Regions from separate parts of the Homo sapiens genome. Here regions 2, 3 and 4 are each linked to region 1. The links are chromatin contacts, found by Hi-C or POLR2A ChIA-PET in ENCODE. All regions are on one chromosome and are shown on one strand. Each heading gives the region's core, a stretch centred on a gene start or an enhancer-like site at or near the end of the contact. The rest is flanking DNA. Distances are from core to core; before and after follow the strand shown. Region 1 holds the start of CINP (cyclin dependent kinase 2 interacting protein). Region 2 has its middle 16 kb from the start of DYNC1H1. Region 3 overlaps DYNC1H1 (dynein cytoplasmic 1 heavy chain 1). Region 4 has its middle 24 kb from the start of HSP90AA1.

What was found. A loop is a pair of places that touch in the nucleus more often than their neighbours do. ChIA-PET counts read pairs that join two places held with the same protein, here RNA polymerase II (POLR2A). Pooled maps may share reads with other maps.
Region 2: a loop to region 1 is called in a map of CD8-positive, alpha-beta T cell, with 21 times the contacts of the local background. The contact joins the enhancer-like site here to the promoter of CINP in region 1. A Hi-C loop is called at or near these places in 4 of 168 maps with a recorded cell type or tissue (CD8-positive, alpha-beta T cell and naive thymus-derived CD4-positive, alpha-beta T cell), 1 of 37 single-sample maps with no recorded cell type and 14 of 50 pooled maps. POLR2A ChIA-PET finds 5 or more read pairs at or near these places in 4 of 52 experiments (CD4-positive, alpha-beta memory T cell, MCF 10A, PC-9 and 1 more).
Region 3: a pooled map shows a loop between it and region 1 (6-fold over the local background). The contact joins the enhancer-like site here to the promoter of CINP in region 1. A Hi-C loop is called at or near these places in 4 of 50 pooled maps. POLR2A ChIA-PET finds 5 or more read pairs at or near these places in 2 of 52 experiments (AG04449 and activated CD4-positive, alpha-beta T cell).
Region 4: a loop to region 1 is called in a pooled map, with 4 times the contacts of the local background. The contact joins the enhancer-like site here to the promoter of CINP in region 1. A Hi-C loop is called at or near these places in 2 of 50 pooled maps. POLR2A ChIA-PET finds 5 or more read pairs at or near these places in 4 of 52 experiments (A673, K562, activated CD4-positive, alpha-beta T cell and 1 more).

What each region holds. Positions count from the first base shown.
Region 1 is chr14:102,361,187-102,364,754 of GRCh38, reverse strand. It overlaps CINP (cyclin dependent kinase 2 interacting protein), which reads left to right and starts at 1,865. Exons shown (of 5, transcript NM_032630.3): 1 at 1,865-1,910. The coding sequence starts at 1,904. TECPR2 (tectonin beta-propeller repeat containing 2) reads right to left here and starts at 1,814. Exons shown (of 20, transcript NM_014844.5): 1 at 1,639-1,814. RefSeq lists silencers at 1,281-1,370, 1,411-1,820.
Region 2 is chr14:101,946,361-101,949,928 of GRCh38, reverse strand. No RefSeq gene overlaps it. Among named protein-coding and RNA genes, the nearest start is that of DYNC1H1, 16 kb to the left of the region's middle. RefSeq lists enhancers at 1,354-1,543, 1,844-1,963, 1,668-2,329. Within about 2 kb of position 1,773, at least 33 of the 41 ENCODE cell types and tissues checked have a DNase peak (open chromatin) inside an H3K27ac peak, as active enhancers do; they include CD8-positive, alpha-beta T cell and PC-9, where a contact is called at or near this core.
Region 3 is chr14:102,018,502-102,022,069 of GRCh38, reverse strand. DYNC1H1 (dynein cytoplasmic 1 heavy chain 1) reads right to left here. Exons shown (of 78, transcript NM_001376.5): 41 at 3,454-3,568; 42 at 2,014-2,177. Among named protein-coding and RNA genes, the nearest start is that of DYNC1H1, 56 kb to the right of the region's middle. Within about 2 kb of position 1,594, at least 3 of the 41 ENCODE cell types and tissues checked have a DNase peak (open chromatin) inside an H3K27ac peak, as active enhancers do.
Region 4 is chr14:102,061,290-102,064,857 of GRCh38, reverse strand. No RefSeq gene overlaps it. Among named protein-coding and RNA genes, the nearest start is that of HSP90AA1, 24 kb to the left of the region's middle. RefSeq lists an enhancer at 1-777. Within about 2 kb of position 1,562, at least 9 of the 41 ENCODE cell types and tissues checked have a DNase peak (open chromatin) inside an H3K27ac peak, as active enhancers do.

The sequences.
Region 1 (3,568 bases), core at 616-3,115:
GGCTAATATGAAATGAAATTCTCCCCAAACTTAAGTGTAACTTCTTTAAGAAAAAATTGGAAAAAAAAATCCAGTAGATGCCAGTCTTCTATTGAAAAAGACACGTGGGTATAATATAGCTGATGCCTAACAAAAGCTACTTCCTAGTCACTCCTTCAGAAGAGGGTTATCCTCATTCCATCTTCCCCACCACTGGTTTTCCAAGGCAGTCCTGAAAATTCAATTTGTGTGTCCCCTACACCTGCACTTAGTTCTCCCTTTTAAAGTTCATGGGCCAGACCATGATCTTTCTGAGGCAGTGACCTCAGGAAGGGTCTGTCTGGTTCACCACAGCATCCCTAGAGCCAGCCTGGCACAGTGCTGGCACACGATGGCCAAATAACCACCAATATGGGACGTAAGTCAGGTTAACAACAACAACAACAAAAATAAGGTCAGAGGTTTATCAAGGTACATTATAGCTGGGTGTGAGAAAACACAAAGTCCTGCAGCCTAAAAGACCAGGAATCGCTGGTGATCACAAGGAGCTACAGTGGCTTCATTCCCAGATTCTACCTATGCCTGGGATTTGCGTTTTGAGATTTCCCAGAACTCTGTCTACAAGACCTTGGCTGCAAGGAGGCAGTCCACAAGTGCAACTGGTCACTCCAATAGATGAGAAAAGGATGCACCCAGGCTGGTATCCCACATTCTGCCAACACATGGAACATAAGTCACAGAACAGAATAAAATTCCTGAATCCCAATAAGAGAGGAAGAAAAAAGTGCAGGGAAGAGAAATGGAGGTAGAGAAGGAGAAACTAAAGTCATGAGAAGTCAGAGACATATCAGAAGGGACTAGAGGGCGAGAACGCAGGCTAGCACAGATGACAGCAGGGGCTCCCCTTTACTGAAATGTACAGCGGCAGGCACCGTGCTTAACTTTACATGCACTGACCCATTTAATCCTCTTACCAAGCCAGAGGTAGAAACTATTCTCATCTCCATTCCACTGGTGATGAAACTGGAGCGGAGTGAGGTAGGGCACTTGCCCCAGCACAGAGCTAGGAAGGGGCCGCTGGGACCTGCCCGGCTCTGACTCCAGGACACCCCATCCTTTAACACTTACTACCTATTCTGCCTCCCATGCCTTCAAATAGGATTGGGAAAGGAGTCATTCACTTATCCACTCATCGAACACTGAACACCAACTGGATGAGTGTCAAGGCCTGGGGCCAGGCGCCGGTGGGCGGATGTAAGGGACGCGGGCTGCGAGTGGGGGACAGAACACGACGTCAATCTTAAGGCGAAGGAGCAGAGCCCGCGGCCAGACCGGCAGCCGGGATGCAGGGTGGGGCCGGGGGCCGAGGGCGCGGGACGCGCAGCGGAGGCCTGAGGAGGGGCGGGCGGCCCCTGTTCCCCGCTGCGGACCGCCGGATTCTGCGGGCGGCGAGCCAGGCGCTCCGTGTGTTGTGGCATTTAGTGTCCGCCACTCCGCGCGGGCGAGACCGCGGGCGAGGGAGACGGGGCGGACGGGCATGGAGACCCTGCGGGGCTGAGGCAAGGGAAGAGTGGCCCGGGGGAGGCCGAGGAGGGGCTCGGGGCCAGGCGTCGGGGGCGTCGGGGGCGTCGGGGCCGCTTGCGGCGTCGCCGGACTCACCTCCCGCGGCAGCCCCTCCGGACTCGTCGGCCCCGCCGGGCCGGAGGAGGCGGGATGGACTCCGGGCCGCGGGGGCTGCCGGGAGCCTGTTCCCTGGGCAACGGGGCCGGCACCGGGGCCAGCACCGAAGAGCAGCAGCTGGCTCCGCCGGGGGCTAGAGCGGCAGAGCCACAAGTGGCAGCGGGCGGGGCGGACGTGACGCAAATGCGTTTCCGGTGGGGTGGGCGGGGCTTCGCGTCTCCTTCTACGGATATCTGTGGACCTTATGGAAGGTGCGTGAGATCGGTTCCTTTCCCGGGGTGGGGTGGCTGTGAATGTTACTGCTTAGGCCGCAGGTTGGACCAGAAGCTCAGGAGCTCCCCGGATTACATGAGGTTAAATGGAGGTCCTCTGTCTTACCCCAGCCTAGCCCGCAGGCCCCTCGCAGCCTCTGCGAGCTGCTCGGGAGACAGTTTTGCCGAGCCTCCGTTTTTTCACATGTGCAGTGACAGATGAACGGGACGATATACGCAAATGAGTGTCAGCAGATCCGACATCCAAATTGTAATTATTGTCACTATAAATTAGTACTAACAGAGTTCACTGGGTACCAAGCCTTGCATGCTCATCTCGTCCAGAAACTCCTCTCTGAACTGCCCTCAGTCAGAACATTCTGCTTGTAATGAAAGCTGGCTTTCGCCTAGTGCTCAGTTTGCTGAGTACTGCTCCAAGCACTTTAAGTGGATCATCTCATTTGAACCTCACAGTGGTCCCATGAAGTAATGTCAACCCCATTTTGCAGATGGGGAATCGAGGCTCAGAGGGGATAAGTAACTTAGCCACTGTGCCCTCACCCTACCCTGTCCTGTGACGCTGATGACTGGTCTGTCTTTACCAGCCCTTGAGTTTCTTGAAGTCAGTTATGTTTTTGGTTCCTAAATATGTGCCCCGTATGAGTCAGGCTGACCATGAATCAGATGTGATCCTGCCCTCAGAATCTCCTGTTGGGGGGAAAACCCTTAGACAATTATAGAACAGGTGGTAAGAGCTATTCCTCCATTTACCTCATTTTATGCAAAGCCTCCTATGTGTGGAAGGTTTGAAAGAGAACGAGACATAGTTCCTACCCTAGTCGAATTTCCAGTTTAGCAGGGAATATAGACATTAAACAAGCAAATACACTCCACTGGTGAATATCATGATAGCAGAATTATAGGGTGTACCACATATCTAGTGGTGAGTCGTAACCCAACCTGGGGGATCCAGGAATACTTCTCTGTGGAAATGACTTTCTAAAAACCTAAATCAGATAATTTCACTGCCCTATCCAGAGCTCATTGCTCACTCCCCATTGTATTAGGTTGGTGCAAAAGTAATGGCAATTTTGGCTGTTAAAAGTAATGGCAAAATCTGTTACTTTTGCACCAAGCTAATACTTAGAAGTCCAAACTTCATTTTTTTATTTTGTTTTGTTTTGTTTTGTTTTGTTTTGTTTTTGAGACGGAGTCTCGCTCTGTCACCCAGGCTGGAGTGCAGTGGCGCGATCTGGGCTCACTGCAAGTTCCGCCTCCCGGGTTCACGCCATTCTCCTGCCTCAGCCTCCTGAGTAGCTGGGACTACAGGCGCCCGCCACCACGCCCGGCTGATTTTTTGTATTTTTTTAGTAGAGATGAGGTTTCACTGTGTTAGCCAGGATGGTCTCGATCTCCTGACCTCGTGATCCGCCCGCCTTGGCCTCCTGAAGTGCTGGGATTACAGGCGTGAGCCACTGCCCTCGGTCCAACTTCTTATCTTGGCCTATTAGGTTCTAGTTGTCTGATCACCTACTCACGCACTAGTCCTTTTCTGTCTATTTCATTCCAGCACACTGGTTTTTTTGTTTGCTTGTTTGTTTTGTTTTGTTTTCTGTTTTTTGAACTCACCAACCTCATTATCATAATTAGGGCACATA
Region 2 (3,568 bases), core at 524-3,023, 410 kb after region 1:
ACGACGTCGGTTCACTGCAAGCTCCGCCTCCCGGGTTCACGCCATTCTCCTGCCTCAGCCTCCAGAGTAGCTGGGATCACAGGCGCCCGCCATGCCCGGCTAATTTTTTGTGTTTTTAGTAGAGGCGGGGTTTCACCATGTTAGCCAGGATGGTCTCGATCTCCTGACCTCGTGATCCGCCCGCCTCGGCCTCCCAAAGTGCTGGGATTACAGGCGTGAGCCACTGCGCCCGGCCGCCAGAGTCCTTTTGGTGGCCACGTATTACCTCTGACCATCACCTGCTGCTCAAACCCACACTCACGCCACTGCATGATCCCTTCCACCCCAGGGCCCTTGCACACGATGAGCCCCTGGCCTGCAATGCCCTTCCTTCACTTCCTTCATCGTCACCTTCTCAGTAAAGCCCTCCCTGCCTCTTTTGTAAATTTCTTCCCATCCTCTATACCCTTCCCACCTCTCTCCCCATCTTTAGCTTTTCCCTGTATCACTTATTCAACACAGCATAGATTTTGTTGAAGGCAGGGGTTTCTGCCTTCTGTTTAATGCTAGCTGCCCAGTGCCTAGAAAAGTGCCTGGCATCCAGTAGGTGTTCAATAGATATTTATAGAGTTAAATGCACTAAACTTAGGAGGCGGAAGTTGTTTTTTTTGGAGGCCTTTGCCCATTTCACTCCCTCCTTCCCGTTCCACCTTCTAGGTTTCTCATTCCCTCTGCTTCTTCTCTTTTGCTGGCTCTGGCCTGCAGCCCTCTTGCCCCTGGTGTAAAGGGCTCAAAACGCCAGACAGCTCTGCCGCCATGGGGAGGAGACCCTGACTGAGAAGCCAGGGCCCCGGCCTCCAGGGTCACCAGTACCTTGGGCAGGCCGGGGTGTCGCTGGGGCTTGGGTGACTCCACCAGGCATGGAGGGGGTGGGTACTCCCAGCTGGCTCGCCAACCTTCGCTTCTTGCCTCGCAAAGGCAACCTGGCGGAGGGTCTGTGGGTCAAGCAGAGTCCAGCTCTAGTTTCTCCCCTTCCAGGCTGTGCGCCCTCAGCCAGGCCTCTCCTCGCCTACAGGGCTCGCGGACACTTCTGACCCTCACTGAGGTCGTAAAGATTACAAGTCAGTGGTCCACAACGACTGGCGTCGGGCCCGCCGCATACCCACTATGTACGACTGGCCGCTAAGTCAGCCGAGGCCCTGGGGCTCCGCTCCACAACCCAGCCCACGGTCAGCTTTCCTGGGCTGCTCCGTCCCGCGAGGCCATCGCCCCATTCATATTCGGCAGGGCATTTCCACGCGTCCCGTCTCAGGCAAGCCCCAGAGCACCCTTTTTCGGGCAACACTGTGCCCACTTCACTGGAGAGGGAACTGAGGTCCACGTCATTGGGAGAGGAACACGTGACATATTGAGCTCTTTCCTCAGCAAGTGACCTAACCCGCCTTGCCCTCGGCCGTGAGCAGAGGGCCAGACCGGAAGTCCGCTAGCTCTGCTGTTCCGAGGCCCGCCAGTCTCCAAACCCCGGTCTTAGATCGAGGTCTCTGGCCGTTTCCCTCCGCAGCAAAACCCTTGTTCCAGGACTACACCAGACGGGTCACACGACCTAGATCGGCACGGTCACATGTCCCGCAGTCCGGTCATGTGCACCCTCGGACCAATCCCAGCGGCCAGGAAGGAGAGGCATTGTGATTGGCCCATGCCCTTCAGGGGGCGGGACTCCTGCTGAGGAGGGCCTTCCCCGTTCTCACCTCTGCGTTCCGCGTGAATCTCGCTCACTCGCGAGATTGGGCGTCTGACAGGTGCCCTTAGGTCCCACAATGCACAGGCCGGAGGCGGGGCGGTCCTGCATTGACGCAACCTCGCGCGCCGCTTGCGTCACCTCTCGGTGCCGCCCTTGAGATTGGGGCATTTCTCGCTGAGATCCTGCACTCGGCTCCAGGTATCCTGGAGGAAAGAACGAACTTCTCCTGGGCCCAGAAGTTTAGGTCCGCTGTCGTCCCCCGCCTGCCTCTAAGGCCCTCTCCTCGCGACAGCCTCTGAAACCATCGGCTCCTTCCTCATTTCTGTCACGGCCTGGCTTGCATTCCAAGCCAGGCACTCATTTCATGTTTATTGTTCCAGCTGGACTAGGGGTACTTAAACCGTGGTCCATGGCTGGGCTTCCGGGGCCGTGACCCCCTTAAATTATATGCAGTATGTAGCTTGTTGTGGGTGGCTTCTGTCACACTTAAATGCTGGGTGCCATCACAGGACTGGCAGGGCCCTACTGTGGTCGTCAGTGCGCTCTTTGTCAGCACAGAGCCTGACGCAAATGTCCAAAGGTGCTAATTAGACAGAGGCAAATATCCCAACTGTTGCCCTCTGCACACACCTCGGTCTACTCTTTTAAGACTACTTGCTGTTACCTGCACACACCTTTATTTATTTATTTATTTATTTATTTAATTTTTGAGACAGGGTCTCGCTCTGTCGCCCAGGCTGGAGTGCAGTGGCGCGATCTCGGCTCACGGGCTCAAGCGACCCTCCTGCCTCAGCCTCCCGAACAGCTGGGACTACAGGCCTGCGTCACCACGCCCGGCTAGTGGTTTTTTTCTTTTTTTTTTTTTCTTGAGACGGAGTCTTGCTCTGTCGCCCAGGCTGGAGTGCAGTGGCGCCATCTCGGCTTACTGCAACCTCCGCCTCCCAGGTTCAAGCGATTTTCCTGCCTCAGCCTCCCGAGTAGCTGGGATTATAGGCGCTCGCCACCACACCCGGCTAATTTTTGTATTTTTAGTAGAAACGGGGTTTCACCATGTTGGCCAGGCTGGTCTCGAACTCCTGACTGCCTCGGCCTCCTAAAAGTGCTGGGATTACAGGCGCGAGCCACTGCGCCCGGCCTAGTTTTTGTATTTTTTGTAGAGACGGGGTTTCGCCATGTTGCCCAGGGTGGTCTTGAATTCCTGAGCTCAAGTGATCCTCCCGCCTAGGCCTTCCAAAGTGCTGGGAGTACGTGAGCCACCGCTCCTGGCCCTGCACACAGCTTTTGATTGTACGCCTTCCTTCTGTCATCATGCTGTTCTCTCTGACCGAACAAATCTCTCTTCATCTTTCTATCAAACATCGATTGAGTTTGAGCGAGGGCGTGGAGGGGTTGAGCACAGTGCCAGGCACTGGAAGCACGTTGGTGAACAAGACAAGCCTGGGCAATGTTCCCACAGAGCTCACGATCTAGCGGGGGAGACAGGTTGGAGATAGGGGAGAGGCTGCGGGCGTCTCAGATCTGGCACCAGAGAGATCCTAGACTCCAGGATAAGCAGTCAATAGCTAGGTCAGGGCTGGGCGCGGTGGCTCACGCCTGTAATCCCAGCACTTTGGGCGGCCGAGGCAGGTGGGTCACGAGGTCTGGAGTTCAAAACCAGCCTGGCCAACATGGTGAAACCCCATTTCTACTAAAAACACAAAAATTAGTCGGGCGTGGTGTCGGGTGCCTGTAATCCCAGCTACTTGGGAGGCTGAGGGAGAAGAATCGCTTGAACCCGAGAGGCGGAGGTTGCAGTGAACCGAGATGGAGCCACTGTACTCCAGCGTGGGCGACAGAGCAAGACGCAAC
Region 3 (3,568 bases), core at 345-2,844, 340 kb after region 1:
CTGCTTCCCAGGTTCAAGCGATTCTCCTGCCTCAGCCTCCTCAGTAGCTGGGATTACAGGCATATGCTACCATGCCCAGCTAATTTTTGTATTTTTAGTAGAGATGGGGTTTCGCTATGCTGGTCTCAAGCTGTAATCCCAGCACTCTGGGAGGGCAGAGGCAGGCGGATCACTTTAAGTCAGGAGTTCAAGACTAGCCTGGCCAATGTGGTGAAACCCTGTCTCTACTAAAAATATAAAAATCAGCCAGGCGTGGTGGCACATGTCTGTAATCCCAGCTACTCTGGGGGCTGGGGCACAAGAATTGCTTTGAACCCAGGAGACGGAGATTGCAGTGAGCTGAGATCATGCCATTGCACTCTAGCCTGGGTGACAAAGCGAGACTCTTGTCTCAAAAAAAAAAAAAAAAAAAAGAAAAAGAAAAAAGAAATGGGAACTGTGATGTGTGTAGTTTTAGAGGTGTAAGACTTACTACAAGGCAAGCAGGCGAGACTGTGACTGCGCTGCTGTGTGAGGACCTTTTGAGAAGCTGACTGTAAGATCTCCTATGCAGGCTACCAGGTGAGGGTCTAGTGAAGGCAGGTATATACTTACTGAAGCCAATCTGAATTTGTAAGCACAACTGCTGTTGCGACATTTGAATTTAAACAAAATTCTCTGTGGTACTAGAAATCTGTGAAAACTATATTGTGGGAGACAGGGTCTTGCTCTGTCACTCAGGCTGGAATGCAGTGGCACGATCATGGCTCACTGTAGCTGCAGCCTCCCAGGCTCAATCGATCTTCCTGTCTCAGCCTCCCAAGTAGCTGGGACTACAGGTACACGTCACCACACCTGGCTAATTTTTTATTTTTTGTAGAGATGGGGGTCTCACTATGTTGGTCAGGCTGGCCTTGAACTCCTGGGCTCAATGATCCTCCTGCCTCGACCTTCCAAAGTGCTGGGATTATAGATGTGAACCACTATGCCCAGCCAATTTTTTTTTAATTGAAAAGGGGAGAGTGAAGGTAGCTGACATAGCAACAATAACAAAAGACTGTTTAAAAAGCAGCAGAACTCCAATAAGAAATAAAAACAGGGCTGCCACAGCCAACATACTCTGCACTCTGCCTTGCCTGCTCATCTCTTACAGTGGCTGTCAGTAATGTACCCGGTGTTGCCCAAGAATGCCAAGGACTCGGGTTGGAAACCCAGTGATTACAACTAGGCAGTATTCTGAGACTCCTTGTACAGTAATGACAGGAAAAACTGCAGGATGACACCTGGTCCAGAGGCACAGCTGCCAAACACTTAAGCATTTCTTAGTCTGGAGGGAACCATCTGCCAAGTCATCTTACTGCAATTCAAACCACAAAACCTTCCACAGTTGATGCCGATCAGTCATCCGTTAGCAATTTTTTCCCTTAAGTATTGGTCACTTAACTAGAAAAACTCAAAACTTACAAGACAAGAATTGATCCAAGTGGGCAACAGGTAAAAGAGAAAACCAGTGCCCCAGAGCTGCAGCTGCAAAGCCTTTGATGAGAACACAGACTGAGAAACAGGAAGAGGGGTGGTGGTTACGGAACACGCACACTGGGCAGTTGTTGGGAGACCTTTTAACTCAGCAGTGAACCCGTGCTCTGGTAAGGTTATCACAGGCAGCTGCTACCTTTTGTGGTCCCACCTGACAGTTTAAAAGGTTTATTAAAGTGCCCCGTTTTTTGACTTCTATGATGTATCTTTAAAAAAAAAAGTACCCTGTTCACAGCCACAAGGTTTATGAAAGTGCCTTGTGTAAGCAGACAGTGGTGGGCCAGCCGGTGCATTCAGCGCACTGTGACTTTGTTACCCTGGGGCAACTGTGACCAGTGTCCAGACGGGAGGCTGCCCTGGCTGACTCTGCTCCTTCCACCACTGGCACCACCTGGCTCTAACTTAGGCAGACCACCCCTGCAAAGACCCCAGCTTCGACAGCTGTAAGAACTCAGAGCAGGGGAGAATGGGACCAACTGGATCCTCGGCTTCCCTTACCTATCTTGGAAGAGACGCAGAGCTTCATGTGCCCAAATCCGAATGAGGCCTTCAACAGGCAGGGTCTCCAGAGGTCTCAGCGCTTCAAAGATGCCTCTCACCCACCTAGTCATTTCACGGGGTGAATAGATATAGTGAGGTTGTGTATCCTGGGTGAATCTCTCCTATGGCAATGAGAAAAATGGAAGGTACACGTAAATATCTTAAGACACAGAGAAGTGGTCAAAAGGTAAAATGTGGCAAAACATGTTTACATTAAAGAACCTAGACCCTGAAATATTTAAGAAGATAGCTGGACATGGTGGTGGGTGCCTGTAGTCCCAGCTACTAGGGAGGCTGAGGCAGAAGAATCGCTTGAACCCAGGAGGCGGAGGTTGCAGTGAGCCGAGACTGCGCCACTGCATTCCAGCCTTGGCGACAGAGTGAGACTCCGTCTCCAAATGAGTAAACAATGTTGGAACAATTGGATAAATAACTGTCCAGAACAAAGTTAGATTCAAGCTGCTCACTTTATGCTGAAATACATTATATTTAACGATTTAAATATTTAAACAATGAAACTACAAAAAATCCTTCTGAAAATACTTAAAAGCAAATTAAATACTGGGAAAAAGCATCTGCCACCTATGACAAGAAAGCTGTCCCAAAGCATGAAGAGCGAGGGAGACACAGCAGGGCAGTTGGCGGCTCCCACTCATCCCCCGCAGCCAGCGGCTCCATGGGAGGCTCAACAGAGAAATGCAAATAGCAACGAGAGTCATTTCTCACCAAATGGGCAAAGACATTTTTGTTAATGACTATTTTTTAAATGTTGCAGAATACAGGGAAGCGGGTGCTGCTGGTGGAGGCGTAGCTGGTCCAACCATCTTGAGAGCAATCTGGCAGATATGCAGCCTTTATATACATTTAGAAACTGTATGGCTCTATTTTCATCATATACACATACATACACATGCATAGGATAATGATTAAGCATGGAAATGTCAGCAGTCTTAGCACCTGCATAGAAAAGTGACTTTGATGACAGACCTTGGAGAAAGTCTCTCGGCTCAATAACATCTCTGAATAAAGTCCAATCTTTATTTCAATAAACTTCTCATTTTATTTTGAGGTAGAGTCTCACTCTGTCACCCAGGCTGGTGCAGTGGCACAATCATGGCTCATCGTAAGCTCTGCCTCCAGGTTCAAGCAACTCTCCCACCTCAGCCTCCTGGGAAGCTGACATTACAAGCATGCACCACCACGCCCACCTATTTTTTGTAGAGACAGGGTTTTGCCATGTTGTCCAGACTGGTCTCAAACTCCTGGGCTCAAAGGATCCACCCACCTTGGCCTCCCAAAATGCTGGGATTACAGGTGTGAACCACCACACCTGACCAATCGAGTGCCTTAATTATGAGAGGAAAACAATTTCTGGAAGAGCAAAGAAACTCTGCGTACCTGAGACATGGTGTAGAACTCCACCATGGCAGCAGTGAGCGGCTCTGCATACGTCCGCAGGGATGGAATGAGCCTCAGCATGGCGCGGTTGAAGGTGCCGTAGATCTGTGTGAGG
Region 4 (3,568 bases), core at 313-2,812, 300 kb after region 1:
AGTGAAAGAGCCAAGATGGAGTCTGTCTGGCTCTCTTAGCTGAGAGTCAATTCAGGTGGAAACAAGGCTAGGTGATTAAAGGAAAGGGAGAGTCTAAGAACAGGGTTAGTAAAAACAGGGTTGGGCATTACACGTGGTGGCAGGTGCCTGTAATCCCAGCTACTCGGGAGGCTGAGGTGAGATAATCACTTGAACCCAGGAGGGGGAGGTTGCGGTGAGTCGAGATCGCGCCACTACACGCCATGCCTGGGCAACAAGAGCAAAACTCCATCTCAAAAAAAAAAAAATTAGCCGGGCGAGGTGGCATGCACCCGTAATCCCAGCTACTTGGGAGGCTGAGGCAGGAGAATCGTTTGAATCTGGGAGGCAGAGGTTGCAGTGAGCCGAGATAATACCACTGCACTTTAGCCTGGGCAATGGAGTGAGACTGTCTCAAAAAAGAAAAAAAAAAAAGAAAGAAAAAGAAAGAAGTGTGTGTTCATCCTGGGAAAACGGGCCTCTACGGCCCTCTAGGGCTTCCTGCTTTCCCTGGTGCCTGATCCAGAGAAGGTGCTCAGATACTGAACGCCTAAACCAGATCACCGTTGCAGGTGGGTGGAGGAGTAAAGATGCAGCGCCCTGGAAACCGAGAGCATTTCAGTATTGCCCGGGAATGAAGGGGTCTGAGTCTCAGCTCACGCTAAGGCTCTTAGGAACCACGCTGGGGAGAAGGAGCTTGAGAAATCTTTCACAACACATTTCAAGGAAAGGATATCTGGTTTTGAACTAAAACTATTGGTGAATTGTTAAATATTGTTAAGTGGGAACTTCTGAACCACGTTTTTCCTTTGAGGCAGAAATGCGGCATTGAGTTAAGCCCTGGTCTGAACCTGAGGGCAGCCTGGAGGTCAAGGCAGAGGTCATCTGTTCTGAATCCTGACGCACCCACCATGCCTGGAGTGGGGGCCTGGAAGATTTTCTCTTTGCTCTTTGACGGTGTGGAGGGTGGGGACAGGTCTGGAGAGTACATTTGCTAACCCCTCTTTGTGGAGAGACCATTCTGCGTCTGCTGGGACCCCAGTCTCCCCCGCTCGTCTCTCCGGAGCTTGCTCCCCAGACTACCTTCTGGACCCCAGGTAGGAGCTCTTGGAGGCGTTTCTGGCCTCGCAGCCGCCCGGCCCTACCGGCCGCCGCTCCCCCAGGCGTGGCTGCAGGGGCGGGGTGACAGGGCTGGTGGCTCCAGGAATCCGGTCAGTCCATTCTTGGGGAGGGAGGCCACCAGCGTGCCTGAGGCTTTGGGCTGTCTGGGGAAAGCCCTGGCCTGTCATCTTTGTCCTCTTACTGCCTGGTTGACAAGCATTTAATTATTATTATTATTATTAATGTTTTGCTATTATCCAGCATTTTACTAATGCATCAGACAATTGCATTTACAAACTAAAATGTTAAAGGCGTTCATGAGGAAACCTGTACTGATCCTTTGCCATCTGGCAGTGGTATGTGCAATTAGCAAAAGACTCCAGAAGATGTCTGGTGACAAATGCACCCTCTGGTGTTCCATTTGTGTTTTGCTGTTGGGTTTTTCATACTACTTAATCGTCACAGCTTATGAAGTTGGGAGCCGGCGGCGTGGACGCGGGGGCGGGGCCAAAACGGCCAGGGGTGGGGCCCACACTAACAAGGGGCGGAACCGAGGGCTGGTCAGAGTTGCTTTGCTACTCCCTAACGTTTCCATTCTATTTTCTTTTCTTTCTTTCTTTATTTATTTTTATTTTTATTTTATTTTTTTGAGAAGGAGTTTAGCTCTGTCGCCCAGGCTGGAGTGCAGTGGCGCGATATCAGCTCACCGCAACCTCCGCCTCCCAGGTTCCAGCGATTCTCCTGCCTCAGCCTCCCGAGTAGCTGGAATCACAGGCATGCGCCACCACGACCGGCTAATTTGTTTTTTTTTTTTTTTTATTTTTAGTGGAGACGAGGTTTCACCATGTTGGCTAGGCTGGTCTCAAACTCCTGACCTCAGATGATCTGCCCGCCTCAGCCTCCCAAAGTGCTGGAATTATAGGTGTGAGCCACCAACTCAGCTTAATGTTTCCATTTTAAAATGTCAGTTTTGCCGGGGCGGTGGTGCCTACCTGTAGTCCCAGCTACTTAGGAGGCTGAGGTGAGCAGATCCCTTGAGCCCAGGGTTTCAAGGCCAACCTGGGCAATATAGTGAGATGCCTCCATCTCTTTTAAATAAAAAAAAAAAAGGCCAGCACAATGGCTTACGCCTGTAATCGCAGCACTTTGGGAGGCTGAGGTGGGCGGATCATCTGAGGTCAGGAGTTCGAGACCAGCCTGGCCCACATGGTGAAACCCCATCTCTACTAAAAATACAAAAATTAGCTGGCATGGTGGCGGACACCTGTAATCTCAGCTACTTGGGAGGCTGAGGCAGAAGACTTGCTGGAACCCAGGTGGCAGAGGTTGCAGTGAGCTGAGATTGGGCCACTGCACTCCAGCCTGGGCTACACAGCGTGACTCCAGCCTGGGCTACAGAGCGTGACTCCATCTCAAAAACAAACAAAAAAACAAACTGCATTCTAAAACTAAGCTATGAAGTTGAAGGATGATACCTTTGGAAAAATGAGACCATAGTTGCATTCAAACTACCCCCCACCTCTTTTATCTGTTTTCCCTACAAGTTGGAGTATTTCTACGTTTTGGAAATGTCACTCTGAAATGACTGAAGTTGTGGCAACCCAAATTGAATACTAGATGATTTTTTGTCTAGCCTGGTCTTTTGCCTATCGTGGGTCCTTAAATGTTTGACTAAAGATGCCTCTAGTCCGGACTGATGCCTCTCCCCTTCTTCACTGAGTACTGGCATCGTGAGTGGCACTTGCTCTTCCTAACTTCAAGTGGAAGGAACAACATGTCTCTTAGATAATGTCTTTTTTTTTCTTTATTCGCTGTTGTCGTCCAGACTGGTGTGCAATGGCATGATCTCGGCTCACCGCAACCTCCACCTCCTGGGTTCAAGTGATTTTCCTGCCTCAGCCTCCTGAGTAGCTGGGATTACAGGCGCATGCCACCACGCCCGGCTAATTTTGTATTTTTAGTAAAGATGGGGTTTTACCATGTTGGTCAGGCTGGTCTTTTTTTTTTTTTTCCTGAGACGTAGTCTCGCTGTCTCCCAGGCTGGAGTGCAGTGTCGCGATCTCGGCTCACTGCAAGCTCCGCCTCTCGGGTTCACGCCATTCTCCTGCCTCAGCCTCCTGAGCAGCTGGGACTACAGGCACCTACCACCACGCCCGGCTAATTTTTTGTATTTTTAGTAGAGATGGGGTTTCACCGTGTTAGCCAGGATGGTCTCGATCTCCTGACCTCGTGATCCACCTGCCTCGGCCCCCCAAAGTGCTGGAATGGTCAGGCTGGTCTTGAACCCCCGACCTCAGGTGACCCACCCGCCTCGGCCTCCCAAAGTGCTGGGATTACAGGTGTGAGCCACCGCACCCAGTCTAAATAACGCCATTTTTCTCACAGCACCCACTTCGTTCTTTTTTTTTTTTTCCGAGAGAAGTCTCGCTCATGTCCCCCAGGCTTGAGT